Linked DNA regions of Homo sapiens: region 1 is linked to region 2. Evidence: chromatin contacts called from ENCODE Hi-C or POLR2A ChIA-PET data. All regions are on one chromosome and are shown on one strand. Each heading gives the region's core, a stretch centred on a gene start or an enhancer-like site at or near the end of the contact. The rest is flanking DNA. Distances are from core to core; before and after follow the strand shown.

Evidence for each region. A loop is a pair of places that touch in the nucleus more often than their neighbours do. ChIA-PET counts read pairs that join two places held with the same protein, here RNA polymerase II (POLR2A). Pooled maps may share reads with other maps.
Region 1: a pooled map shows a loop between it and region 2 (3-fold over the local background). The contact joins the promoter of GAS6 here to the enhancer-like site in region 2. A Hi-C loop is called at or near these places in 1 of 168 maps with a recorded cell type or tissue (chondrocyte) and 5 of 50 pooled maps. POLR2A ChIA-PET finds 5 or more read pairs at or near these places in 2 of 52 experiments (MCF 10A and PC-9).

Annotation. Positions count from the first base shown.
Region 1 is chr13:113,862,656-113,870,226 of GRCh38, forward strand. GAS6 (growth arrest specific 6) reads right to left here and starts at 1,421. Exons shown (of 15, transcript NM_000820.4): 1 at 1,178-1,421; 2 at 920-1,086. The coding sequence starts at 1,265. It overlaps GAS6-DT (GAS6 divergent transcript), which reads left to right and starts at 1,522. Exons shown (of 2, transcript NR_044993.1): 1 at 1,522-1,640; 2 at 2,355-4,177. RefSeq lists silencers at 445-494, 975-1,034, 1,055-1,114 and an enhancer at 835-1,426.
Region 2 is chr13:114,063,216-114,070,834 of GRCh38, forward strand. The region is part of intron 2 of RASA3 (RAS p21 protein activator 3); the gene reads right to left. Among named protein-coding and RNA genes, the nearest start is that of RASA3-IT1, 43 kb to the right of the region's middle. RefSeq lists enhancers at 647-1,166, 1,914-1,973, 2,334-2,563, 3,494-3,623, 4,764-4,943 and 3 more and silencers at 3,094-3,163, 3,834-3,953. Within about 2 kb of position 5,981, at least 17 of the 41 ENCODE cell types and tissues checked have a DNase peak (open chromatin) inside an H3K27ac peak, as active enhancers do.

The sequences.
Region 1 (7,571 bases), core at 171-2,670, 210 kb before region 2:
GGCAGATCTAAGAGGGGTCAAGTCAACCACTAGAAATGTAAGCGGAAACAGGCCTCCATGGTTCATCCAGAACCACTCTTTCATCCCGGGTGACATTTATTCCACCCCAGGAGAATTCTTTAAAAGGAACATTCCAGCAGAACGGAAAACTTCGCTATGAAATCACCCTGACTTCAGGGCGGGAGGGACGTCAACGGGAATCCACACCTTCTCGGACTTTCCAAAGTCACCCGCTCCCGAGCCCGCAGGATAGAGTGGCCAGGCCGTCCTCACACGGCGGCTCCTGCGGGAGGCGGCCCCGGGCGCCCCGCCTTCTCCAAGGACATTCCTAACCGAGGTGCCGGGGCCAGCACCGTCGGGCTCCTGAAAGCACCCGCTGCCTCCAGGAGAGCACCTGGCAGAACGGGGCCGCGGAGCCGCCCTCCCCTCCCGCATGCGGCCCCGCTCGATTCCTGGAATCTTATTTTTGGACCTGCTGCCGCAAGCAGTTCCCGCCCTCGGCCCTTTCAATTCCTCTTTCGGGAGGGGACTGCTCTCCACCCCTCTCAGGAGGACGAGGCGCGGCCCGGGGGTTCCTCACCTCCAGCCCAGCAGAGGGAGGGCCGCGGGGAAGCGGTTTGGGTTTTAACCATTGTGTTTCTCTCGCACTTTGGAAACGGACTCCCGGCTTCCCCGCGGGGAGGCGTCTGACAGCGAGCGTTTCCCGGACAGCCCCGCAGCGTCTCACCGGCCTGCGCGGGGATCCCGGGGTCGCCGGGGGATGGGCGTGGGGGACGCGGGGCGGGCCGGGGCTCCTGGGACCCTGAGGCCAGGCCTCGCCGCGCGGAGCTGGGGGGCGGCAGCAGCGCTGCCTCTCGGGAGCGGTTGGAGGCGCGCGGGCGCCAGGGGTTCCCCCGCATCCCGCCCGCCGGCTGCTCACCGTCTCGGGGTCGTTCTCGAACACCTCCCGCGCCTCCTCGCGGCTGCACAGCTCCTCCACGCACTCCCTCTCCAGGTGGCCCTGCTTGGCCTCCTCGAAGACCTGAAAGGCGCGGCGCTGCCTGGGCCGCAGGAACTGCGTGGCCTCGCGCGCCGGCAACAGCGCGGCTGCCCGGAGGGAGAGAGGGGGACGCGTCAAGCCGCGCCCGGAGCCTCCTCCCGCCGCCCGGGGACGGGGTCTCGGGCCCGCGGGACTCACCAAGCGCGCACTCCGCGGCCAGCAGCAGCAGCAGCAGCTGCGGCGCGCGGCGCAGGGCGGCGGGCCCGGGCGAGAGCGAAGGGGCCATGGCGGGCCGGGGACGCGCGGTCAGAGCGCCCGGGAGGCCGAGGCGAGCCGCGGGCGCCGCGGGGCGGAGGCTCCGGTCATCCCGTCCTGGCGGCCCTGAAGGTCACATCGCGGCGGCGGCGGCGGCGGCGGCTGCGGCACCTCAAGCGCTCGGTCTGGGCGTGTTCGGGCGGCTGCGCGCGGGGAGGCGGCGGGGGCGGGACCAGCGCGCGGGCGGGGCGCGGGTTCCCGGGAGGATCCGGGCGCGGGGAAAGCGGAGCGTCCGGGACGCGGCGGGACTCGAGTGTTTCGGAAAAGGAGCGTCTCCCCAGGCGGTGGTTGTCTTCACTAGCGATGGGGTAAAAGGAGGACGCAATACCTGGTTCAACTTGAGCAGGTACATTTTGACCATATTCCAGGTGTCATGTGAAGATTTAAGCCTCTTTCCAACCCCCACTCCCCCCGAATCTACTGCATCCTTTTTGGAGTCTTCATTCTTAGGCACATTTTGTCAAGACTTAAAACCTACCAAAGAAAAGATACACTGAGGTCAGATCCAATCCCACTGGGGGCCAGCGAGTGAAATGCGACGGTTTCCTTTTATAATCTCTGTTTTTCATAATGATGACATTAAAAATCTTGAGGTTTCCCAGTAGATATTTAAGCTGAAAGCAACATTGTGCTTGTCTTCAGAGACCAAGACTTTCTGGCTCTTGTCTTGGAATATTTCGCAAAGTCATAGGCAAAACACACACAAACAAACAGAACCAAAACACAGCAGACCACTCACGGGGGACCGAACCAGGCAGTTAGCCCAGCATCCCCCTGCTGCGGGAGGAGGGAGCTTGGATACTCCTCTCTGGAGAATCCTGCTCTGGAAATCCCCACACCCCAAAATGCAATGTAGAGGGGCAGTGAGTCAGCACCTCACCCCAAATGAATGGCCGTTCTGCTCAGCAGGCTCAACGCTTAGATCCCCAGATCCAGTTTCTCTTTGCTTTCTGTAATTGGAAGAATGGAATAGGATTGCTGCTAGAAATCTTTGAGGTCACTGGTTTGAAAGTGGGATTATGAGCATGAATTTTTGTTGTTGTTGTTTGTTTGTTTTCAGACGGAGTCTCGCTATGTTGCCCAGGCTGGGGTGCAGTGGCGTGATCTCTGCTCACTGCAAGCTCCGCCTCCCGGGTTCACGCCATTCTCCTGCCTCAGCCTCCCGAGTAGCTGGGACCACAGGCGCCCGCCACCACGCCCGGCTGATTTTTTTTATTTTTAGTAGAGACGGGGTTTCACCGTGTTAGCCAGGATGATCTCAATCTCCTGACCTCGTGATCCGCCCGCCTGGGCCTCCCAAAGTGCTGGGATTACAGGTGTGAGCCACCGCGCCTGGCCGAGCATGTTAATTTAAGCAAATGAATGTCCCTGGGAATGATCTTCAAGGAGAATTAAAGTGGGATAGAGAAGTCATCTATCTGCACCTGTGTCTGAACCAGAATGACGAGGCACTTCCATGTCAGCTAGTTACTGGAGCAGGCGGAGTAAGGAGTACCCCTGGGCTTCTGCCCCGAAACCACCACGGCTACTTCAAAACAATATTACATTAATTTTCCTGCTTGTTCTTGAGAAGCACTGGTTTGAAAAATTGGATGGGGTGATACATGTTTTAATCAGTATTTACAAGGCTCCTTAATCACTTCATCAGACAATTCATTGAGCACCTACTATGTGCCAGGCAGTGTAATTCATTGAGCACCTGCTGTGTGCCAGGCAGTGTCTGAGGCACTTCTAGCTATTATTTCCTAAGGGTTCCAGCAGCCCATGGATAAACTTCAAAGAGTGTAAGCTCCTAAAAATTGTTCGTATTTTCTGCACATTTTTGTAGTTTTGGAGAAGAGAGTTAATGGAGTTCTTGCCATTCTCAGAATTATTTGATCCCTTTAGGAATGAGCATCTCTAGCCTCTGCCTGTTCATCTGGGACAATCTGCACCTGGGCGTGGACCTGCTGCTTCAGATCAGTAGGTATCAGAATGAACTCAGTTGGATGGGGCAGTTCAGGACCCCTGGCCTCCTTTTAGTCTGGACCCCACTCTCATTCCTCATATTCTCAATTCACTCTTTCTACTGAGTTACTATCCTAGTAATGACAATGCCTCCTATCATCTAGAGACTTGGTTTGATACAATGCATTCACATACAACTGCTCGTTTTGATTTCTATAACTGGGGAATACAGAAAGCAAATATGCGGTGCAATGGAGGATGTCTCCATTACCCCAGATAACTCCAAAATTCTTCACCTAGTTACCAGTGCAGGAAATTCGTTCGAAGGCAGAAATGGAAAATGAATAAGAAACAATTTGGATGTGTTCCAAAAATGGAGAGTTGTCAGGCACTATATCATACAACCTGAAATATCAATGGTGAAGTAGACAGTTCACCTCCACAGGGGGCAGGAGGTTGGACCCAGGGCAATGGATGTTTTATATGGATGGTTAACCGGTCTGTGGCCATGAGGTGGAAAGCTGTGTACACCTGTGAAGCCATCATCACAATCAAGTTAGGGAACATATCCATCACCCAAAAAAGTGTTCTCATGCCCTTTGGTAATTCCTCCCTCCTAAATGTCCCCACCCTACCCCACATCCCAGTTTCTATGCAAAAACCGCTGACCAACTTTCTATCACTATAGATTTGTTTGTATTTTCTAGACTTTTATATAAAAAGAATTATACTGTATGTACACTTTTTTGTCTGTTTTTTTCACTTAACATATTTATTTTCAGAATCATCTATCTTGTTGCAGGTGTATTCCTTTTTATTGCTCAGTAGTATTCCACTGTATGGATATAACACAATTTGTTTATCATTCACCTGTTGAGGGACATTATACTTGCTTCTAAATTTTTACTATCACAAATAAAGCTGCTGTAGGCATTCATGTGTGTGTCCATCGTGTGGACATTGTGTGCACACGTGCTTCCATTTCTCTTGGGGAAATATCTAGGAGCAGAGTGTCTGGATCCCATAGTAGGTATTTGTTTAACTTTTTAAACTGTTTTTCAAAGTGGTTATACTGTTTTTCATTTTCACCATCAATGCATGAGGGTCCCAGTTGCTCCACATCCCCACCCATACTTTCTGTGGTCACTTTAAAAATTTTTAGCCGCCCCGTCCGGGAGGGAGGTGGGGGGGTCAGCCCCCCGCCCGGCCAGCCGCCCCGTCCGGGAGGTGAGGGGCACCTCTGCCCGGCCGCCCCTACTGGGAAGTGAGGAGGCCCTCTGCCCGACCACCACCCCGTCTGGGAGGTGTACCCAACAGCTCATTGAGAACGGGCCATGATGACAATGGCGGTTTTGGGGAATAGAAAGGGGGGAAAGGTGGGGAAAAGATTGAGAAATCGGATGGTTGCCGTGTCTGTGTAGAAAGAGGTAGACATGGGAGACTTTTCATTTTGTTCTGTACTAAGAAAAATTCTTCTGCCTTGGGATCCTGTTGATCTGTGACCTTACCCCCAACCCTGTGCTCTCTGAAACATGTGCTGTGTCCACTCAGGGTTAAATGGATTAAGGGCGGTGCAAGATGTGCTTTGTTAAACAGATGCTTGAAGGCAGCATGCTTGTTAAGAGTCATCACCACTCCCTAATCTCAAGTATCCAGGGACACAAACACTGCGGAAGGCCGCAGGGTCCTCTGCCTAGGAAAACCAGAGACCTTTGTTCACTTGTTTATCTGCTGACCTTCCCTCCACTATTGTCCTGTGACCCTGCCAAATCCCCCTCTGCGAGAAACACCCAAGAATGATCAATAAAAAAATAAAAATAAAAAAAGAAACCCTACACTCCACTGAAAAAAAAAATTTTACTCACTCTAATATGTATATAATGGTATTTCATTGTAGTTTAAATTTGCATTTTTCAAATAACTAGTGATGTTGAACAAATTTTATTGTACTTATTGCCATCCAGATATCTTCTTTGGTGAAATGTCTGTTTCAGTTTTACTTTCTTTCTTTTCCTTTACTTGGTGATATGGTTTGGCTGTGTCCCCACCGAAATCTCATCTTGACTTCCCACATGTTATGGGAAGGACCTGGTGAGAGGTAATTGAATCATGGGGGCAAGTCTTTCCCATGCTGTTGTCATGATAGTGAATAAGTCTTACAAGATCTGATGGTTTTAAAAAGAGGAATTCCCCTGCACAAGCTCTCTGTCTTTGCTTTCTGCCATCTGTGTAAGACGTGACTTGCTCCTCCTTACCTTCTGCCATGATTGTGAGGCTTCCCCAGCCACGTGGAACTGTGAGTCCAGTTAAACCTCTTTCCTTTGTAAACTGCCCAGTCTCAGGTATGTCTTTATCGGCAGCGTGAAAATTGACTAATACACTTGGGATGTTTGGTTTTCCAATTGTTGAGCTGTTTGTTGAGTTTTAAGAGTTCTATAACTATTCTAGAAGCAAGTCCATTATCAGATGTGTGGTTTGCAAATATTTATTTCCAGTCTGCGGCTTGTCTTTTCATTCTATTAAATGTGTCTTTAGCCAGGCATGGTAGTGGGTGCCTGTAGCTTCAGCTACTTGAGAGGCTGAGGCAGGAGGATTTCTTGAGCCCAGGAGTTTAAGCCTGGTCTGCACAATAGAGCAAGACTCTGTCTCCAAGATAAAAAGAAATTAAAGTGTCTTTCAAAGATCAGAATTCTTAATTTTGAAGTGCAGCTTATTTTCTTTAATGGATTCTGCTTTTGGTGTCACATTTGCCTAACTCAAGGTCACAAAGATTTTATTACAGAAGTTCTGTAGATTTCAGTTTTACATTTAAGATGGTGATCCATTTTGAATGAGTTTTTATAAATGCTGAAGTATGAAACAAAGTGTGTATCTGTACGTATGTGCCTAGGGAAATGCAATCATCCCAGCACTGTTAAAAAGACTATTCTTTCTCCACTGACTTGCCTTTGCACCTTTGTCAATAACCAATTGATAATATATGTGCAAATCTATTTGTAGACTCTGTTCTGTCCCATTTATTTGTTTGTCTCTTTTTAAAGTTAATACCACACTGTCTTGACTATAGTAGATTCATAACAAGAATTGAAGTCAGGTAATGTAAATACTCAGGTAGTGTAAATACTCAAACGTTCTTCTTTCTCAAAGTGTGCAGTTGTTTGGTTATTCTGTTTTCTTTGCATCTACATATGAATATTAGAATCAGCTGGTCATTCTTTACAAAAAGCCTGCCAAGATTTTAATTGAGATTGCATTAAATCTATAGGTCAATTTTTAGGCAATGAACAGTTTGACAGTATTGAGGCTTCTGATATGTGAACGCGGTATATCTTTCATTTATTTAAGTCTTCTTAAATTATCTCCACAGTCTTTCATAGTATTCAATGTACAGGCCTGATATATATGTTATTAGATTTGTTTCTAAATATTTCACTTTCTTTGTCCTATTGTAAATGGCATTATTTATTTATTTATTTATTGAGACAAGATCTCACTCTGTCACTGAGGCTGCAGTGCAGTGACGCAATCTCAGCCCACTGCAACCTCTGCCCCCCAGACTCAAGTGATCCTGCCACGTAGCTGGGACTACAGGCATGCGCCACCATGCCTGGCTAATTTTTTGTATTTTTTGTAGAGATGGGCTTTTGCCGTGTTGTTCAGGCTGGTCTTGAATTCCTGGCCTCAAGCAACCCACCCCCCTTAGCTTCCCAAACTGCTGGGATGACAAGTGTGAGCCACTACATCTGGCCTTTGGCATTGTTTTTCATTTCAATCTCTAATTGTTTAAACATTTGATTTTTGTGTATTTATCTTGTATCACACAACTTTGCTTAATTCAATTATTCTGATTTTTTTGTAGCTTCAGTAGAATTTTTCTTACATAGATAATCATGCTGTTTGTAAATATAGACACTTTTACTTCCTCCTTTCAAATCTGGGTGCTATTTAATTCTTTTCTGTCTGATTGCACTGCCTAATAACCTCCCATGCAATGTTGACTAGAAATGGAGACAGTGTGTACCCTTGTGTTGTTCCTGATCCTATGTGAAAATAATCCAGTCTTTCACCATTAAATATAATGTTAGCTGTAGGCTTTTCATAGATTCTCTTTATCAGGTTGAGGAAGTTCTCTTCTATTTCTAGCTTCCTGCAAATTATGTTTTAAAAATTAGGAATGTGTATTAAATATTATCAAAGTTTTCTTCTGCATCTATTCTATTGAGATGATCATATGGGTTTTTTTATTCATTAATATGTGAATTATCTTGATTGATTTTTGAATGTTAAATCAATCTTGTGTCCCTGAAATAATCCTAACCCCACTTGGTCA
Region 2 (7,619 bases), core at 4,731-7,230:
ATCAGAAAGTGAAATCTGGAATTAACATTCCAGGAAACATCCTCCTGGAGTTTTTTCTCCAAAAATATAAAATAGAATAAAATATATAAATGTTATAGGTTTAAAATATACAAAATATAAATATATTTGTATTACATTTATAACATAAATACAATATTTATAATACAAATATAAGTATATTCATACTATAATGACTCATTATATTATAATACAAATATATTAACAATAATAGTAAATATTTATGTTATAAATATAGAAGATACGAATGGAAATACGGATAAATTTTTTAAATAAAAGTGAGGTTATGTTCCCTGTGACAGAGTCAGCTTTTTCCTTTCACATCAGGCCATGGGCCACTTTCCAAAGAGCTGATAAAACGCTGGGGTCAGACGGCACGTGTGTGCGTGGACAGCAGTGCCAGGTCCCCCTGCCATGTGCACGCTGTGTGGTGGGAGCAGCAGGGGTGAGCACCCTGGGAACGCAGATCTGTGCAGTGGCTGATTGTCCCCGTGGGATAAATTCCTCCAAGGATGTGCACTGTCCTGAGGCCTTTGAAACACAAAGCCACAGAACCCTCCAGGGAGTCTGGACCAGTGTCCACCCCCAGCATACGCCGTCTTATAAATATTTCTACAGTTTGCTAAACCGGTGGCAAAAACCTGCTTAAATTTTAAATGTCTGGCTCATTGGTGAGGTGGAATGTCCATCTTTTTATGAGCAGTTTTAAATCTCATTTTTTCTTGAAATGCTCTGGGCCTGTTTTCTATTAGAATGACCATCTTTTCATGCTCAGGATTTAACCCTCCGGGAACTTCTGAATGTGTGTTGCAACTTAAAAGACATATTATTTCACAACATTTAAGGAGGATCTTTTTTGAACTAAAAAAACCCCCACAAATTTGTTAAATTTGTCACCAGTGGGTGACTATGGACCTGTGATCAGCCAACTCTGAAATGAGCTCCAGCAGATGGACACAGCGTCCCAGGACCTGCAGGAGCAGAGGCTGCGAGGCCAGCCACGTCCACCTCGATCACGTCACCTCGTGGGCAGAATGGCCTACGCCCCATGTCCTCCCAGCCCCACCCAGAACCCACGGTGAGCACCCGGCAGGAAGTGGCCACAGCACCATCACTGGAGGCCACGCGGAGTCTGAGGACAGCAGCTTTCCCCCCTATGCTGTTGTGGGGACTCCAGGCTCAGCCTGAGGACAGGGTCAGTTCCCTCCACACAGCACCAACACTCCCAGGTGCAAAGCCCAGGCCCACGGACAGCCCCCCGCTGTCCGTGGGTCTCATGGTGGGGGCACCCATTTTCTTTCATCAGCAGGAAGGTTTGTGCTTTCTCCTTCCTGGGCAGCAGAGTTTGAAGCGTATTCCAAAAGAAAAATGAAACCGGCTGAACGCTAGGGCATTCCTCCCATCCCCCATCCTGTTCGGTGGCCTGTGCCGGACAATCTCTTCTTTCTGATGGACTCAAAGGGGCCACACAGCCACCAGGTGCCCCCCTTCCCATCAGCAGCTTAACCTCGGGGTATCTCTTGGACAGGCCGGCTTTGTCTCCAGCCGAGGTCAGCAGCAGTCAGATGCGGGATGAATGCCTGGCCCAGGCGGCCCCCACTCACCGCCCGAGGGCTCTGGAACTCTCTTTCCAAATAAAGAAAAAGTGCGGCCTGAGAGGACCAGGCTCGCCTGAAATCCTGCCATGTGGCCTAAGGAAATTAACGCACGCAGCAGCCTCTCCCTCTGAGGCAGAGACCCTGGCAAAGTCTCCTTTCCCTCAGTCATTTCTGGAAGAAGTGCAAATGAAGTTTCACAGAATCAAGCAAACTTTCACGGGGAAAAAAGAAAAAACCTCTTGCAGAAAACAGAGTTGACCTTTAAGTAGTGGCTCTGATGAGGGGAAACCATCTGAACTGAATTCCTCCTCCTCCTGGAGCCTGGAGCAGGGGCTCAGCTGGGACCAGCAGAGAAACCCCCGCCTTCTCCTCCCTGAGTCACTTCCCAGCATCTGCGCAAGGCTGGCGCTGCCCCATCCCGCCTGCGGCTGCTCCCATCACGTGATCATAAGAAAATAAACCTGGTTTCCCAGCTCTGTGCTCTGCCGCAGGCTCGGGGCCCATTTCCCAAACGCTGGGGGGAGCCGGGAGCTGCCAGGGCTGCCCCAGCCTCGGGGTAGAGGGTAAAGGCTGCGTGAAGAGGAACCAAACCCCAAACCGGGTCTGCGAAGCAGCCCTGGGGCTCCCAAGCCAGCCTCTGGGCTGAGCTCTGCGGTCCTGAGTCACTGCCTGACTCATCCTCAGAGGCGCCCCACAGAGAAGGGGCAACTTGGCCAGGGAAAATGCTCCATCTCCGCAAAGGACAGGAGGCAAAACACACCCATCAGAAGCACATGGCCAGTGCAGGGCCACACAGCCCTGGCTCCCACAGACCGCAGGCTGGAGAATGGGGGTCCGCGGTCAGCTCATAGCCCACCCGCCACCCAGCACTGCAGGGTCACACAGCCCTGGCTCCCAGAGGTCAGAGGCTGGAGGGCAGGGGTCCGTGGTCAGCTCACAGCCCACTCACCACCCAGCACGGCAGGTCTCAGCGGAAGCCCCACACACACTGGGTTGCAGCCTCCTGTGGTTCAAGATGGGTGGGGTTATTTTGAAATGTTGGCAAATAGAGCTGTGAGTCTTCAAACGGAACCCAAAGACTCAGTGAGGAAAGCAGGCGGGCTGGGCTGAGACTCACAGCTGCAGCGGCCGTGGTGAGCCACCTCACCTCCCCGAGCCTCAGTCTCCCCATCTGTTCAGGGGCACCGAGGAGCTGCCCCTCGGCTCATGGGCTCTGTGGTCGCCAGGCACGCCACACACCACACGCCACACACCACTGCACGCAGCACCCCGGGACACTGTGGCCTCGGCTCCCGCCTCTCCTGCACATGAGGCTCTTTCCTCTCTCCCACCCCATACCCCCCAAAAAAGAACCACCATCCTTACAAACAAATGAAAATCGGCTGGGTCTTTAGGGCCCGGCCACGATGTGTGACTGCAGCAGTGACTCTCAGGAGGAGGCACAACCAGACACCGGGTCCCCTGCAGCAGCTGAGACACCTCAAACCCCAAACCCTCAGTGAGGCCCTGGTGGGAAAAGGGGCTCTCCAGGGAGGTGCCAGGGGCAGGAGAGAGGGCCAGCGGCCGAGGAGCGGGAGGCGGCCGGGCGAGAGGAGGCCCGGGCAGGAGGGAGAAGGGGGGACCTGGCCTTTGCTCCTCATGGGATCCTCGGTGCGGCCCCCTCGTGACAGGCCCAGCCTCTCCCTGCAGTGGCCCAGCCACAGCTCAGGGCCAGGAGGCTCCTGCAGGCACAGGCGGCCGATGAGTCCCTTCCAGGCCTGGGCCTGGGGCAGCCTGCCATGTGCAGTAGACACTCAGTACTCACAGAATACGAGCAACCTCATGCTCTCCGCCGGCTGAGTTCCTGTGCGGCTGAGAGAACCCCCTGCATCATTCTGACACAGGTGCGCTCCTGTGAGCCAGCATGACACGGAAGGACACACACATGCAGGTGGAGATGGAGATGCTGGGCCGGGCTTGGGGGTCATACAGACAGGACCAGGGGCTCTGACCTGCTGGGAGATTTGGGGCCAGCATTCCAGGACTGAGAGAACAGATCCCTGGCCTGGGGTGCTCTGGGGCTGAGGATGGGCCCCCACCTGGGCTGAGGATGGGCCCAACCTGGGCTGAGGACGGGCCTCCCCACCTGGGCTGAGGACAGGCCCCCCTACCTGGGCTGAGGACGGGCCCCCCAACCTGGGCTGAGGACGGGCCCCCTGACCTGGGCTGAGGACTGGCCCCCTGACCTGGGCTGAGGACAGGCCCCCCAACCTGGGCTGAGGATGGGCCCCCCAGCTGGGGCACTCTGGGGCTGAGGACGGGCCCCCCACCTGGGGCACTCTGGAGCTGAGGATGGGCCCCCACCTGCGGTACTCTGGGGCTGAGGACGGGCCCCCCACCTGGGGCACTTCTGGGGCTGAGGATGGGCCCCCACCTGCGGACACCCCGGGGCTGAGGATGGGCCCCCACCTGGGGTACTCTGGGGCTGAGGATGGGTCCCCTACTCCAGCAGTTCTGGGATATTCTGGGCTTCAAGAAGCCTCCAGTCGTGTCAAGCAGGTTTTTGTTTAAGCTCTAACTTGAGAGTGAAAATAAATGTTCATGGGAAATGTGACTTTTCATGAGTCGCCTAATGTCAAAGTCGGTGTTTCCTAAGTCAGCAACTTGGTTTTTATTAAAAGCATCTGAGAGAATGAACCGTCTGTCTCCCAAACCACCAACTTCCTCCTGCCCCTTTCAGTTTCTAACCCCAAATAACTTCTCCCCTCCCGAAAAACTTTGGAGCTGTGGAGACATTTCTTGGTTTAGTCATTTCTACTACACAAAAGTACTATTTTGGGGGTGATTTACATCTTGCAGTATGAACAGAAAGAAACCTCCCTGTCTTTAACAAACACCCACTGCGTGCACACAGGACGGGACGGGCTTCCACCCAGAAGAGCTCAGAGCCTGCCCCTCAGGGCTGCCAAGTGAGGGTCCCTGGTGATGTCTGATGTCCTCGTCTGCCTGGGAAGACCCAGCTCTCCTCGCTCAGCTCTAGAAGATCTATCTGTTCCTTGACTTGTAACTTCTAATTGTACATAAAACACACAAACAAAAGAACAAGAACTCCCCCATAATTCCACTTCTCAGAAATCACATCACATTGACGTTTTTGTCTGCGTATCCAGATCATTTTGGGGGTGCTCATGATTTTTTAAACAAAAGAACTTTTCCTACAGACACAGCTTTGTAACCTAACGCATAACCAGCTTTCGGAGCAGGAGTTCAGGCCGTGGCACCTCTGGGTGGAGGGGGCACAGAAACCAGCCACGCCTGCAGTTTCTTCCTGTTGTGGCCACGGCCCCTTCTCCCCGAGATGGGCATGCAAATGAACCCTGCAAAGGACGCAGGAGCAACTCCACAGAAAGGGGGGGCCAGGGCTCCGCGTGGGGCAGAGGGCTTTGCCCAGCCTCAACCCCAGTGGCAGGGGGTAGGGTCAGACCCAGAACCCTGAGGCAGAGCCTCCCTGAGCCAGGACTGTCTGCGTGGATGAGGGTTTGGGGAGAGGTCAGCCACGTGGGCGCAGAGGAAGCAGGCAGGGACAGACACCATTCCACGTCCTTACGTGGATGGAAGGAAATGAGGACACGACACTTACTGAATATTCTTGCAAATGACTGGACTAACCCAGCAAGGAGAGATTTAGGTTCTGTTGTGTGTGACGCCAGCTGTTCCTTTCTGCTGGACAAGACGGTGATTTCCACTGCAGCGCAGCCTTGGGGAGCGGGGTCATCTCCTTGTTTTAGGGTCGTGGGTGCCGGCCCAGGGGAGGTCCAGGGCGGGAAGCTGGTTCCCAAGCCCCAGCCCTGCCAACCCAATTTCAGGGAGCCTTTTAGTTTAAGTAAATAAGGAAACAAATAGTGGCTGCCCTTTAAATGATTAAAAATGATTGCTCTAAAAGGTATGGATTGTGAACACAGTTCACTCTCAACCTCAGAAAATTATTTTTCTAGTAGGACAGAAACTGCCAAAATCACTTCCTTGGAGAAGGGCCAAGGCCAGAGAGAAAGGGCTTGTTCTCTGAAATGTGTCCACTTCGATGCGTTCTGAAGTTAAACCTGTGACAGACACTGCCCTTCAACCTCCACCTTGAAAAATACAGAAAAAAGGGAAGACAGAGGACGCTCTCCCCAGACGTCGGCTCAGCACTCGATAAAGAGGCCCCACAGACTCCAGGGCCTCGGACGCGCGGCCCAGGGGCCCGGGCCACACGCAGGGAGGAGGCGTGGGGGACACAGGCCTGAGGTGGAGCTGGGTCGGTGACCTCCTTAGTGGGAAAGAGGGAAGAAGAGAAGCTGAGTTCCGCCTTTCCTTCCTCACACATTCCATTTGCAGCTTCCTGCTAAGTCAGACGGCGATATTGGGCAACAGCAAATCAAACTTGACCCAAGTGCTTCTCCCCAGGGAATGTGAGAAGGGGCTCCTGCCCGGCTGCAGACCCAGCGGCCAGAGAGCACCCTGGGGCCCTTCTGAGCTCAGAGATGCAGACGTGGGCTTTTTTCTTTCCACAGCGACTTTGCCAAATGAACCATCAGACCTTAAAGGTGACACTGACCTTGGAGGAAGCACACGGGGGGCTGGGAGACTCAGGGACCGGGAGACTTGGGGGGCTGGGAGACTCGGGGGCCGGGAGACTCGGGGGACCAGGAGACTCAGGGGGCCAGGAGACACAGGGGCCAGGAGACTCAGGGGTCGGGAGACTCGGGGGTTGGGAGACTTGGGGGTCGGGAGACTGGGGGGTGGGAGACTGGGGGAATGGGAGATTCGGGGACCGGGAGACTCGGGGAGCCGGGAGACTCGGGGAGCCGGGAAACTGAGGGGGCCGGGAAACTGGGGGGCCAGGAGACTCGGGGGGCCAGGAGACTTGGGGGGCTGGGAGGCTCGGGGGCTGGGAGACTTGGGGGGCTGGGAGACTCGGGGGCCGGGAGACTTGGGGGGCCGGGAGACTCGGGGGCTGAGAGACTCAGGGGACCACTTGGGGGGCCAGGAGACTCGGGGGCCGGGAGACTTGGGGGGCCAGGAGACTCAGGGGCCGGGAGACTCAGGGGTCAGGAGACTGGGGGGTGGGAGACTGGGGGGGTGGGAGACTCGGGGACTGGGAGACTCAGGGAGCCGGGAGACTTGGGGGAACCGGGAAACTGGGGGGCCGGGAGACTCGGGGGCCGGGAGACTGGGGGGTGGGAGACTGGGGGGTGGGAGACTTGGGGACTGGGAGACTCGGGGAGCCGGGAGACTTGGGGGGACCGGGAAACTGGGGGGCCAGGAGACTCGGGGGCTGGGAGACTCAGGCGGCCGGGAGACTCGGGGGTTGGGAGACTCGGGGGGCCGGGAGACTTGGGGGCTGGGAGACTGGGGGGTGGGAGACTCGGGGGATGGGAGACTCGGGGACCAGGAGACTTGGGGGACCGGCCCCAAAGTGGGTGCCACCATGGAGCAAGGAGGGGGCGGTGGCCAGGACTAAACTCCCCAGCATGTGGGGCAGCCCTGCCTGACACCTGCCTCTCAGGTGGATGTCGACCAATGACTAATACAGGACTCTGTTAATGCATGTGCACCGATGGAGGGCTTCCGACCACAGATGTAGCGTGGATTCCAGCTGCAAGTTTATGAGAGAGCCAGCTTTTGGGTTCAAGTACCTTTCCTGCCAACTTTTTGTATGGGGTGGGTTGATTTGCGTTTTGCCCTCACACTACAGGGGCGGCCAGCCCGCACAGCCCTCCAAATGGACAGGGCTGCCAGCGTCCACACTAAACGGCGCCAGTGTTACACGTGGGCAGGGCTGCCGGCGTCCACGCTAAACGGCTCCACAGTCTTACACGTGGGCAGGGCTGCCGGCGTCCACGCTAAACGGCGCCACAGTCTTACACGTGGGCAGGGCTGCCGGCGTCCACGCTAAACGGCTCCACAGTCTTACACGTGGGCAGGGCTGCCGGCGTCCACGCTAAACGGCGCCACAGTCTTACACGTGGGCAGGGCTGCCGG